3 separate regions of the Homo sapiens genome follow, and all the other regions are linked to region 3. Evidence: chromatin loops called from intact Hi-C (ENCODE). Cell type or tissue: PC-9. All regions are shown on one strand. Links, peaks and the distances in the headings refer to the core of each region. The heading gives the core; the rest is flanking DNA.

Region 1 (2,500 bases), core at 1-2,500, 710 kb after region 3:
CCTGTAATCCCAGCACTTTGGGAGGACGAGATGGGTGGATCACAAGGTCAGGAGATCAAGACCATCCTGGCTAACATGGTGAAACCCCGTCTCTACTAAAAATACAAAAAAAAAAAAAAAAAAAAGTTAGCCAGGCTTGGCGGCGTAGTCCCAGCTACTCAGGAGGCTGAGGCAGGAGGATGACGTGAACCCAGGAGGCGGAGCTTGCAGTGAGCCGAGATCGCACCACTGCACTCCAGCCTGGGCGACAGAGCGAGACTGTCTCAAAAAAAAAGAAAGAAAGAAAGAAAGAATTCTCAAAAAGCTAAAATTGGATGAAACTATGCTTGTTGAATAGGTGCACAAGTCCTGTGGGGTGGGTATTATTATTGCCATGTGAGACAAAAGGGGCTTGGGGCAGAAAATTTAAATCACCTGCTCAGGTTCACGAGCACTTTAGTGGTGGTACCAAAGTTTTCCCACCTCATCATCATGCTTTTCTCCTAAGCCTTCACACCCTGCAGAAGGGCTGGATAGAGCCAGGGGGACCCCACGAGCCCCTCACTCCAGCGCCATCTCCCTCAGTCCTCCCCTTGTGGCCCTCTGCCCAACAATTCCATTGACAGAGAGCTTGCTCCCTTTGAGGGAGGAGGGCCCCCACCCCTTGTCTCCAGCCCAGGGTGGGAATGGAATCCCCTGAGACAGGGATGCCAAGGCAAGGAGGACTGAGATCAACACCAAGGCCCCAAGGAAGCAGTATGCACAAGGTATGCGTTAGGGCACAGAGGGCCAGAGTACAGGTCACACAGCATACACAGGGAGGATTCCTGCCTTCCCTGGCTGCTCTGCCTGCAGGAATCCCTCCTGGGACAGAAGCCAGATCAGAGGAAGAGGCTCCACCTGGCGGAATGGGGCCGAGGGGAGGGAGGATGGGGCAGCTGCAGAGAGGTAGGAAGACAAACCAGGAAGAGACAGGAGGGGCAGTGATCCAGGCCAGACTAATCCCCCCCTAAGGCTGCCTGCTTGCCCCTCTACTCCACAGAAACACAGAAGGACCCTGAGCACAGGTTCAGTTGCCTCCTGGGCCTATCTCACTCAAAACAAGGTGGTACCTTGGCCGGTTTCTTTAAAGGGTTTCTAAGGGCGTCCATGGAGGCTGCATTACCAAGGTGAACCTCAAGAGGGAGCCCATTCTCCAGGGTAGGGGAGGAGGCGTTTGTTGTGGGAGTGAAGACGCCTCATGGGGATCCTGCCCCTCACCCTACACAGGCTATAGGATCTGGAAGGGAAGGGACGGTTCCTGTTAATATCTTTGCATCTTAAGGACACAGCCCACAGGGTCTGTTGGGTGACTGACTGATTGAATGAGCAAGACTTCTAGTTATACATAGACTGAAAACTTCCACTTATCTCTGCTTCTTTTCAAAATCCCACTAAAATATGAATAAATGCATGTTTTAAAGACAAAAGGAGGCCGGGCGCAGTGGCTAACGCCTGTAATCCCAGCGCTTTGTGAGGCCGAGGCGGGCGGATCACCTGAGGTCGGGAGTTCAAGACCAGCCTGTCCAACATGGAGAAACCCCGTCTCTACTAAAAATACAAAAATTAGCCGGGCATGGTGGTACATTCCTGTAATCCCAGCTACCCGGGAGGCTGAGGCAGGAGAATCGCTTGAACCTGGGAGGAGGAGGTTATGGTGAGCCAAGATTGCACCATTGCACTCCAGCCTGGGCAACAAGAGCAAAACTCCGTCTCAAAAAAGGAAAAAGGGGCTGGGCACAGTGGCTCACGCCTGTAATCCCAGCACTTTGGGAGGCCGAGGCAGGTGGATCACCTGAGGTCAGGAGTTCAAGACCAGCCTGACCAACATGGAGAAACCCCGTCTCTACTAAAAATACAAAATTAGCAGGGCATGGCGGCCCATGCCTGTAATCCCAGCTACTCGGGAGGCTGAGGCAGGAGAATCGCTTGAACCCGGGAGGTGGAAGTTGTGGTGAGCTGAGATCCCGCCATTGGACTCCAGACTGGGCAACAAGAGTGAAACTCTTATCTCAAAAAAAGAAAAAAGAAAAGAAAGAAAGAAAAGAAAAGAGGAAAAAAGACAGCAGATACAGGGGTTCTAATAAAATTTTGGAAAACAAGACAGATGGACAAGTGGTAACTGTCTTTCTTATGAGAGTGGAGAAAGTCGAAACCTAAATGCTTTCAAAGAGGAGGAGCCTGCGGAGCTCGGGACAAACCTATTCCTGCTGCAGGAATAGGGAGGCAGAGATACCAGGTGCCCCTGAAGGCTGGGATGCAGCACAGGTGGAGCAGAAAATAGGGCTGGCCAAAGTTTGCATAAGGAACACTTAGCTTCTCCGATGCCCTCCGCAAGGCAGCAGAACAGGCATCTCCCGGCATCAGTCCCCTCCTGACCCTGATTGAAGGTTCTTCTGGAGATTTGGGCCAGAGAGCCGCTAGTCTCTAGGCACAGCCTCAGGAAGAGACATGTGCCATTCTATAAATGGAGCGTTAAAAG
Region 2 (2,500 bases), core at 1-2,500, 200 kb after region 3:
GTCAATAAGCTATTCTTTGAACTTTTAGTCAATTTTCATTTTTGCAAGTGATCTTTATATTTGCTGGAGTAAAGGATTACTAACTCTCCCTACGTTTTGAAAGAAAGTATAAATTACCTTGAATGTCGGGTGGGGAAGGAACTCCATTTAAGTAATGAAAAAATAAAGCAGAACACTTCAGGAAAGGCATGATTCCAGCTCTGACACTCCTCCACAGATGCCAGCCGGATGGTATTTCTTTCAAGGCACTAAAAAAGAAAAAAAAGATTATTGGGAAATCTACTAAGAAAAGGTCACTGTACTTATAGTGTGAAAACAGACTTGACTGTCATTTGGAACTGATGGCATGTATGCTTAAAAGTTGTGAGTTAACAGGCAAGTGGGTGTGTGTTATTATAGGATGCCAGGTGTAAGTGGTGACACAGCCTCCAATGCTGTTATTAAATTTTTTGAGACGGAGTCTCGCTCTGTCGCCCAGGCTGGAGTGCAGTGGCACAATCTCGGCTCACTGCAAGCTCTGCCTCCTGGGTTCACGCCATTCTCCTGCCTCAGCCTCCTGAGTAGCTGGGACTACAGGTGCCTGCCACCACGCCCGGCTAATTTTTTGTATTTTTAGTAGAGACGGGGTTTCGCTGTGTTAGCCAGGATGGTCTCGATCTCCTGATCTTGTGATCTGCCCGCCTTGGCCTCCCAAAGTGCTGGGATTACAGGTGTGATGTTATTAAAATTTATAAAAGTAACATAGTGACATAAAGAGAAAATGTGGAAAATGAAAAGTTGTCCAGGCTGGACTCAAACTACTGGGCTCCAGCAATCCTCCCACCTCAGCCTCCTGAGCAGCTGGGACTACAGGCACATGCCACTGCACCCAGCTCCTAGGAGCCATATTTTAAATAGATTTATAATATTTTGGAACACATTCATCACTATATCAAACTATTCCCCTGCAAACACTTAGATTGCTTTCAATTATTTGCTAATATAAATAATATCAGAGTGTACATCTTTTTCTTTTTGAGACAGGGTCTCACTCTTTTGTCCAGTCTGGAGTGCAGTGGTGTGATGGCTCACTGCAGCCTTCACCTGCCTGGGTGATCTGACTACCTCAACCTCCTGAGAAGATAGAACCACAGGCACATGCTACCATGCCTGGCTAATTTTTGTATTTTTTGGTAGAGACAGGGTTTCACCATGTTGGCCAGGCTGGTCTCAAATGCCTGGGCTCAAGCAATCTGCCAGCCTCATTCTCCCAAAGTGCTGGGATTATAGGGGTGAGACACCGTGCCTGGCTGGAGTGTCCATCTTTATATGCCTATATGTTTTTTTTCTATATGTTGAATTATTTTGTTAATGTAGGTTCTCAGAAATGGGATAGTCAAAAAACAGACATTTTTATAGGTTCCTGACTACAGATTCTTGACATATATACTGTTGAAAGCTAAGCAAACTACTGAATTGCTATTTGTAGCAAATCATGACTCTAACCATACATGGAATTCTAATAATTTCATTTTATTCCTGCTACTACTGAATATTACCTTAAAAATAAATTATGCCAATTTAACTTGCAGTTTTAAATTCCCATTCTGAATGAGACAACATAAGTTTTAGAGTATCAACTTTCCAAAGTACATTTGATCTATCCTCTAGTCTCTGCCAGATCCCTGAGCAAATGAAGGGTTCCACAGCCAAATAAATGTGGGAAGCTCTGCATATTATCACCTTTCTCCCAGATTTCCAATTATGTTAGTATATGAATAGTTCAGAAAGGCTCTGCAGATCACTCCACGTCTTATTTTAAAAACATGTCAACAGACAACAAATTCCCCTAATTAACAAACGAATTCCTTTCTCATGCTATCATCATCTAGCAATATTTAGGGAAATGCGTTATGTAAAGATAACTAACTCACCTTCCCGTATACTGGTGAAGTGTTTTATACAAAGCAAGAACTGCTGATTCTTCTTCACAAGGGGGATTTTCTTGATCCATGCCATTCTCTTCTGAAAGATAAGGAAATACTAGTACTCTGTATTTTCCAATTAAGTGTTATCAAAAGGACTGAAGACATTAAGCATGCAAATATATTCATAAACTCACATATAACATGAAGTATTCCTAGAAAACATGCAAAATTGTAATCCCTCAAGTGGGAGCACAGTATTGATCTCAATCAAACCAAACAGCCAGCTGGCATGTTTTAAGTAAAATCAAATAAATATAGTCTTAAAGTGTATGAAAAACAAGAATTTTGAATGCAAAACGTAATTTAATGATGAATTCATGTGGGCATTAACAAACATGTAAGTTAAAACAAAATTGGCATTCTAAAACATAAGATTCTAAAAGATTTAATTACTATTCTACACAAATATTACTGAATGTATGAAATTAAAACTAGAAACATTCACATTACTAGGAAATTTTAAGAGGAGAAAGAAATGTTTCAAAACTTTTCATATGAAGATACACAGAAAAAAACAGCCTTATTCATGTGTT
Region 3 (8,313 bases), core at 2,542-5,041:
GGTTCCCCACCATTACCTCCTTCTTTGCCAAAAGTGCCTGCTTTGCCTGGGTGGCTTTGAGGGCTTGATAAGCCTTCCTCTTTTTCAGGAGATTTTCTGGAACCAAAGGGATTTTTCTTTGCCTGATGCAGAAAATTGAGATCAGAGATAACATTTAGAAAAGAACACTTGGCCGGGCTCGGTGGCTCAAGCCTGTAATCCCAGCACTCTGGGAGGCCGAGGTGGGTGGATTACCTGAGGTCAGGAGTTCGAGACCAGCCTGACCAACATGGTGAAACCCCCGTTTCTACTAAAAATAAAAAATCAGCTGGGCGTGGTGGCGCACGCCTGTAATCCCAGCTACTCGGGAGACTGAGGCAGGAGAATCGCTTGAACCCGGGAGGCGGAGGTTGCACCGAGCCGAGATCCCGACACTGCGCTCCAGCCTGGGGGACAGAGCAAGACTCCGTCTCAAAACAAAAACAACAACAAAAAAGAAAACGAACATTCAATGGATTTCCAAACCAATTCAATATCCTGGGCTTTAGGGAACATTACTGTTTTCAAGTATCTGAAGAAAGATTCCCCTGAAACCTGCGGTTTCTGACTCCAGGCCTCATAAATCCATCCCTAATAGTCACTCATCCCCAAAGCCTCGGAAAATAATGAATCCTTTAGCCTCTGGGTTCGTATAAGTTAACAGGGTTTTCACGGCCACAGTTCTTCATAGGCACTAGCAGCGACGAATCTATGGGGTTGGGGCGGGGGCAGGCCTATCTGCAGAGTTAACACTTGTCGGGCTGGGTGAATTCAACTGTGGCACTCCAGCCCGCTGCCTGAAGTCAATCCTCGCCTCTCCAGATAACCCGAACTTGACCGCGGTCCCCTCCCTCCTCCGCCACAGCGCTACTCCTCCTCACCCCCACCCTTTGTAAACTGTGGCCTTTTCTATTCCTAGAGCCCACAGGAATCCGCCACCAAGGCATAAACACCGTGGATGGCACCGGATACTCAAGACCCCACTCCAGATATTCAAAGCCCCAAACACTCACTCTTGCTCCGCCATCTTTCTAGTGGTGCAGCTACTGATCATGCGCAACCCCACCACATGGGGAAGACAGCACACGCTCTGTTTACTTGACCATAGAGACGTCTGTTCTAGCTCACGCTGGAGGACCAGTCAGCGTTCACTTAGCCGCAGTGAGCCCTTGAGGTCCCGCTAACCCCGATTCCTGCCAAAAGTTGCACCGCTTCTTAGGGTTTTTAGAGCCTGTGTTATTTTCAAAACCCAGCCCTTTTCTTGTAAGTTACAGTTTCATCACAAGCGGCCTGGCTGTGGACAGCAAAGTGCTTCCCACAATGCACCTATGGCGTCCGCTCCTAGCTACGGCGCCGCACTTCCGGCGCGGCTGTGCTGCGTCTCTGGGGAGGAAGACAGGCAAACTCCGCGAAACATTTTCGCTCTGTGGAAAAACTTGGAGGCTATGGCTTTGGCTCTCACGTGTAGGTGGAAGTGTTTGTTGAGGACTTAGAGTGGTAAAGCAGGTAGCTGCAATTCCGTCTGCTTGGCCCCGTCGATGCGTCCTTGAACACGTTATTTAACCCCTCTATACTGCGGCTTCATTACCCATAAAATGGGTGTACAGTAATAATAGGTCTACCTAATGGCGTTACGAGGATTACAGGAGATTAGATAAAGCGTTTAGCAGTGTCTGTCAGCACTATGTTTGTTACTATTACTGCTGGACCGAAAACTACAACATGCTTCCTTCCCGTCTAAAACCGTTACACAGGCCGGGCGCGGTGGCTCACGCCTGTAATCCCAGCACTTTGGGAGGGAGGCCGAGACGGGAGGATCACCTGAGGTCAGGAGTTCGAGATCAGCCTGGCCAACACGGCGAAACCCCGTCTTGGGCGGAGGTTACAGTGAGCCGAGATCGCGCCACTGCCCACCAGCCTGGGCGACAGAGCAAGACTCCGTCTCAAAAAAACAAAAAGAAAAGAAAAGAAAAAAAAAGAATAAAAATAAAACCCTTATGCAGCTCTCATCGCCCGGAATTTGCGTTCTTCCCTCCCAGTCTATATAGAATCCTGAAAAACAGTAGGTCGGGCCGGTGGCTTTCACCTGTAATCCCAGCACTTTGGGAGGCCAAGGCAGGTGGATCACTTGAGGTCAGGAGTTGGAGACCAGCATGGCTAAGATGGTGAAACCCCGTCTCTACTAAAAATACAAAAAATTAGCTGGGCGTGGTGGCTCGCGCCTGAAGTCCCAGAAGGCGGAGGCTGCGTGAGCCGAGTTTGTGCCACTTGCACTCCAGCCTGGGCGACAGAGCGAGACAGTCTCAAAAAAAACAAGAAATAAATTTTTTTTAAAATTAAAAATCCTGAAAAACAACACAAGTCTTATCATCTCTGGAAACCTCCAGAGCAGCGCTTCTCAAGCATTAATAGTGAATAGGAGTCACCTGAAGATTTTACTAAAATACAGATTTTTATTCAGGAGGCCGGGTGGGGAGCTGATATTCTGCTTTTTTTTTTTTTTTTTTTTTGAGATGGCGTCTCGCTCTGTCGCCCAGGCTGGAGTGCAGTGGCGCGATCTTGGCTCACTGCAAGCTCCGCCTCCCGGGTTCACGCCATTCTCCTGCCTCAGCCTCCCGAGTAGCTGGGACTACAGGCGCCCGCCACCACGCCTGGCTAATTTTTTGAATTTTTAGTAGAGATTTCACCTTGTTAGCCAGGATGGTCTCGATCTCCTGACCTCGTGATCCGCCCGCCTCGGCCTCCCAAAGTGCTGGGATTACAGGCGTGAGCCACCGCACCTGGCCAATATTCTGCATTTTTAACAGGCTTCAGAGTGACGCTGGTGCTACTGGTCTATGGGCTGACTAGTAAGACTCTAGAGTAGTGTCTGATTTCCCTCAGGACATTATTATATTTTTAATATTTCTTCCACATGATACTAGGGGGGGCAGGAACCATGACTGCTTACTCATCACTGATCCTAAGGATCTAGCACCAATTTCTCGATTTTGGCACTATTGATACTGATACTGGTGGCAGCTAAAGGCCTCGTGTTGCCATGTAACTAGTCCAACCGGAAAGAGTGCCATGGGCACAGGTCACTTTCTGATGAGTAAGTGTCAGGACAACCCAGCATTCAAGGTCACACACTGAAAGAGGGAGGCTCATTCTCTTTCAGCACCTCACCATGTGTCTTTGTAAAGAGGCTAAACACAAGGGTCACCAAAGTGTAAGACATTCACTAAATAGTAAACAAAAAAGCAAAAAGTTAAATGTTTTGTGATTTTTCCTGTCTATGGATAAAAGGTAGAGTCTGTGGTACCAATAATATTAAAAGGAGGAGGAATTTTAGGGTTAACAATACTTCAGCCAGGCGGCGATGGCTCACGCCTGTAATCCCAGCACTTTGGGAGGCCGAGGCAGGCAGATCACTTGAGCTCAGGAGTTCAAGACCATCCTCAGCAACATGGCAAAACCCTGTCTCTACCAAAAATACAAAAATTAGCCGGGCATGGTGGCACATGTCTGTAGTCAGCTACTTGGGAGGCTGAGGCACGAGAATTGCTTGAACCTGGGAGGCGGAGGTTGCAGTGAGCCGAGATTATGCCACTGCACTCCAGCCTGGGCAACAGAGCAAGAATCTGTGTCAAAACAACCCCCAAAAAACCAGTACTCCAAGACTGAATGGGATTGAGGCCAGGATTCAGGAATGGCTTTCTACTGCCAGCAGATGGTGCTAGGAGAATACTTATTCTCAGTGCCAATCCCCTTACTCCACCAGACTGACAAAGGGAAAAAGAAAGGAGCCCCACCTCTTAAACAATTATTCACTAACTGAATATGTGTTTATTGAGCATTGAGCATGTGTCCTAGATTTTTTTTCAAAGTGAGGTTACTGAGGTCAGGTGTGGTGGCTCATGCCTGTAATCCCAGCACTTTGGGAGGCTGAGGCAGGCAGATCGCCCGAGGCCAGAAGTTCAAAACCAGCCTGGCCATCATGGTGAAACCCCATCTCTACTAAAAATACAAAAATTAGCTGGGTGTGGTGGCGCATACCTGTAATCCTAGCTACTTGGGAGGTTGAGGCACGAGAATCGGTGCACTCCAGCCTGGGCGACAGAGTGAGACCTTGTCTCCCCCCACCAAAAAAAAAAAAAAAATTCCAGTCCTCTTGTGAACTTATTTCCTCTTCATCATGTACATTTGGGCAGCTGTTGGGAGGATATCAAATCCAAACGCTTGCCCTCCAATACTTAAACTGAAGGAGTCTTTGGAAGATCTTTTCAATTCTTTTCATCACCCCATTGGGAGTGGGTATGAGATGCTAAATTTCTCTGTGATTTTGAATTTTAAGCAGAGTGATGATGGAACAAAGCACCAGATTTGAGACAAGACTTTTTTTTTTTTCGTTTTTATTTTTATTTTTTTTTTGAGACAAAGTCTTGCTCTGTCGTCCAGGCTGGAGTGCAGTGGTGCAATCTTGGCTCACTGCAACCTCTGCTTCCCAGGTTCAAGCAATTCTCGCGCCTCAGCCTCCCGAGTAGCTAGGATTACAGGCGTGTGCCACCACGCCCGGCTAATTTTTGTATTTTTAGTAGAGATGGGTTTCACCATGTTGGCCAGGCTGCTCTCGAACTCTTGACCTCAAGTGATCTGCCCACCTCGACCTCCCAAAGTGCTGGGATTACAGGTATGAGCCACCGCACCCAGTCAGGGGCAAAACTTTTAACGATTTCCACCTAAGAAAACCTCCTAGAGTTTCTTTGTCTCTGTCCTTCTCAAGCCTCATGGGTTCTTCAATTTTTTAATTCTTATCTTCCTTACAAAATCCCTTTATGTTGGTTAACTAGAATAATTTTCTGTTGTTTACAACCAAATAATCCTGACTGTAACAGTCCCAAACATATGGAATACAGACTAGGGTGTAAAAAAATGGTCCCAGATTGTTTTGGTTTTTTGTGTTTTTTTTTTGAGATGGAGTCTCGCTTTGTCGCCAGGCTGTAGTGCAGTAGCACTATCTCGGCCTACTGCAACCTCTGCCTCCCAGGTTCAAGCAATTCTCCTGACTCAGCCCCCCAAGTAGCTGGGACTACAGGCGCACACCACCATGCCTGCCTAATTTTTGTATTTTTAGTAGAGATGGGGTTTCACCATATTGGCCAGGATGGTCTCAATCTTTTGACCTCGTGATCTGCCTGCCTTGGCCTCCCAAAGTGCTGGGATTACAGGCATGAGCCACCGTGCCCAGTCCCCAGATTGTTTTTCTTTTCTTTTTTCTTTTTTTTTTAGACAGAGTCTCGCTCTGTCGCCCAGGCTGGAGTGCAGTGGCACGATCTCGGCTCACTGCAACCTCCACCTCCTGGGTTCAAGCAATTCTCCTGCCTTAGCCTCCTGAGTAGCTGGGATTACAGGTGCCCGCCACCACGCCTGGGTAATTTTTGTATTTTTAGTAGAGATGGGGTTTCACCATGTTGGCCAGGCTGGTCTCGAAGTCCTGACCTCAGGTGTTCACCTGCCTCGGCCTCCCAAAGTGCTGGGATTACAGGCATGAGCCACCGCGCCCGGCCAGTTATAGGTATATTTGTATGTAACAATTTTGGAAGCATATATGAAAAAGTGCTGACGGTGGTCTTTTTGGGAAATAGTAGTAGAGTCTGGAATCGGAGGAAAACTTCCATTTTATGATACGCCCTTTGTTTACCACATACGTATTAGTTTAAGAAAAAGCTCTGAGCCAGGTTGGTGGCTCACGTCTGTAATCCCAGCACTTTGGGAGGCCCAGTTGGGCGGATCACTTGAGCTCACAAGTTTGAGACCTGCCTGGGCAACATGGTGAAACCACATCTCTTCAAAAAATATAAAAATTAGGCTGGGTGCGGTGGCTCACACCTGTAATCACAGCACTTTGGGAGGCCAAGGCAGGCGGATCACTTGAGACCGGGAATTTGAGACCAGCCTGGGCAACATGACGAAACCCTGTTTCTACTAAAAATACAAAAAATTAGCCGGGCATGGTGGTGCACACCTGTAGTCTCAACTACTTGAGAGACTGAGGTGGAAGGATCATTTTAGCCTGGAGGGTCAAGGCTGTAGTGAGCCCAGATCTTGCCACTGCACTCCAGCCTGGGCAACTGGAGTGAAACCCTGTCTCAATAGATAGATAGGTAGATAAATAGACAGATAGACAGACAGACAGACATGGCTGGGCAAGGTGGCTCACACCTGTAATGCCAGCACTTTGGGAGGCCAAGGCAGGTGGATGACTCGAGGTCAGGAATTCGAGATGAGCCTGGCCAACATGGTGAAACCTCATTATCTGCTAAAAAAAAATACAAAAATTATTTGGGTGTGGTGGTGGGTGCCTGTAATCCCAGCTACTCAGGAGGCTGAGGCAGGAGAATTGCTTGAACCTGGGAGATGGAGGTTGCGGTGAGCCCAGATTGCGCCACTGTGCTTCAGCCTGGGTGACAGAGCGAGACTCCATCTCAGAAAAAAAAAAAAAAAATCTTGGCAGGGCATGGTGGCTCACGCCTATAATCCCAGCACTTTGGGAGGCCGAGGAGGGTGGATCATGAGGTCAGGAGATCGAGACCATCCTGGCTAACACAGTGAAACCCAATCTCTACTAAAAATACAAAAAAATTAGCCAGGCATGGTGGCATGCACCTGTAGTCCCAGCTACTTGGGAGGCTGAGGCAGGAGAATCGCTTGAATCTGGGAGGTGGAGGTTGCAGTCAGCCAAGATTGCACCACTGCACTCCAGCCTGGGCGACAGAGTGAGACTTTGTCTCAAGAAAGAAAAAAAAGGCCGGGTACAGTGGCTCATGCCTGTAATCCCAGCACTTTGGAAGGCCGAGGTGGGCAGATCACAAGGTCAGGAGTTCGAGACCAGCCTGGCCAACATGGTGAAACCGTTTCTACTAAAAATACAAAAGTTAGCTGGGCATGGTGGCACGTGCCTGTAATCCCAGCTACTTGGGAGGCTGAGGCAGGAGAATCGCTTGAACCTGGGGAGGTGGAGGTTGCAGTGAGCTGAGATCACGCCATTGCACTCCAGCCTGGGCAACAGAGTCAAACTCCGTCTCAGAAAAAAAAAAAAGAAAGAAAAAGGAAAAACATCTATATCTATATATAAATTAGATGGGCATGGTGGTGTGTGCCTGTAGTCGTGCTACTTGGGAGGCTGTGATGGGAGGATGGGTTGAGGCTGGGAGGTGGAGGTTACAGTGAACAGAGATCACGCCACTGCACTCCAGCCTGGGTGACAGAGCCAGACCTTGTTTCAGAAAAAAAATAAAAAAAGAAATAAAAAGGAAAAAAAAAAAAAGAAAGCTCTGTAAGTAATTGGATTTTTGTGGTTCTCTCTGAATTGGTTCCAGAATCCCTTTCCTAACACGTCCGTGCATAATTTATTTCAGTATTCTCTGCACTTCTGGATTATTTGGAATCCTACTCTTACTTAAGGCAAAGCTGCCACACCTAACACACCCTAAGAGGAACTCTATCTGCAATTTCCCATCTGCTCCATCCTCTTTCTTGGATTAAGACACTTTTTGCAGTCAGCTTCATTTTGCTTCAAGCTTTGCTTGTAAGTGACAAGGGGTTATCAGGAAGCAAGTAGGAAAGAGATTAGTCTGAGAGCAGTGGATGAACCTGGAGTTGAGGCAGACAATGTGAACAACAGCTTTTGATCCTAATGAAAAACAAACATAAGGTAGCAAAAGTGGGAAGGAAAGGGAGAGAACAGGTGAGGGGCAGCAGCCTTTTGAGGCTTGAGGATAGACAAGAAAGCTGGGGTAGGAAGGTGAAAGTATGTAGCAGGTAAGACTAAAAGCAAAACAGAAAAACCCAAACTTCTGAATTATTTAGGGATAATGGAACATGGCTCGTTTTACTTTTTTTTTTTTTTTTTTTGAGATGGAGTTTTGCTCTTGTTGCCCAGGTTGGAGTGCAATGGTGTGATATTGGCTTACCACAACCTCCGCCTCTGCAGTTCAAGCGATTCTCTTGCCTCAGCCTCCCAAGTAGCTGGGATTACAGGCATGCACCACCACGCCTGGCTAATTTTGTATTTTTAGTAGAGATGGGGTTTCTCCATGTTGGTCAGGCTGGTCTTGAACTCCCAACCTTAGGTGATCCACCTGCCTCGGCCTCCCAAAGTGCTGGGATTACATGTGTGAGCCACTGCGCCTGGTCTCTTTTTTCTTTTTCTTTTTTCATGTTTGAGATGGAGTCTCGCTCTGTCAGCCAGGCTGGAGTGCAGTGGCACAATTTTGGCTCACTACAACCTCCACCTCCCAGGTTCAAGTGGTT

What was found. Peaks named below come from ENCODE experiments on the same cell type or tissue, not always from the same donor. Only the 100,000 strongest peaks of a DNase experiment are listed, where the experiment ranks them.
Region 1: a loop joins it to region 3, with 17 times the contacts of the local background. A loop is called at or near these places in 2 of 110 quality-filtered maps.
Region 2: a loop joins it to region 3, with 4 times the contacts of the local background. A loop is called at or near these places in 96 of 110 quality-filtered maps.

Annotation. Positions count from the first base shown.
Region 1 is chr6:42,165,291-42,167,790 of GRCh38, reverse strand. All of the region lies in intron 1 of GUCA1ANB-GUCA1A (GUCA1ANB-GUCA1A readthrough), which reads right to left. Among named protein-coding and RNA genes, the nearest start is that of GUCA1A, 6.8 kb to the left of the region's middle. RefSeq lists an enhancer at 1,085-2,052. In PC-9, for the core only: CTCF peaks have their summits at 944 and 1,150 (motif pointing right); DNase peaks (open chromatin) are centred at 850 and 1,160.
Region 2 is chr6:42,676,287-42,678,786 of GRCh38, reverse strand. UBR2 (ubiquitin protein ligase E3 component n-recognin 2) reads right to left here. Exons shown (of 47, transcript NM_001363705.2): 40 at 1,914-2,004; 41 at 118-248. Among named protein-coding and RNA genes, the nearest start is that of PRPH2, 45 kb to the left of the region's middle. In PC-9, for the core only: no CTCF peak of the experiment used is centred there; no DNase peak of the experiment used is centred there.
Region 3 is chr6:42,872,670-42,880,982 of GRCh38, reverse strand. RPL7L1 (ribosomal protein L7 like 1) reads right to left here and starts at 1,367. Exons shown (of 6, transcript NM_001366481.3): 1 at 1,032-1,367; 2 at 17-122. The coding sequence starts at 1,072. RefSeq lists enhancers at 1,106-1,165, 441-1,397, 1,186-1,655, 1,398-2,355. In PC-9, for the core only: CTCF peaks have their summits at 3,527 and 3,726 (motif pointing right); a DNase peak (open chromatin) is centred at 3,792.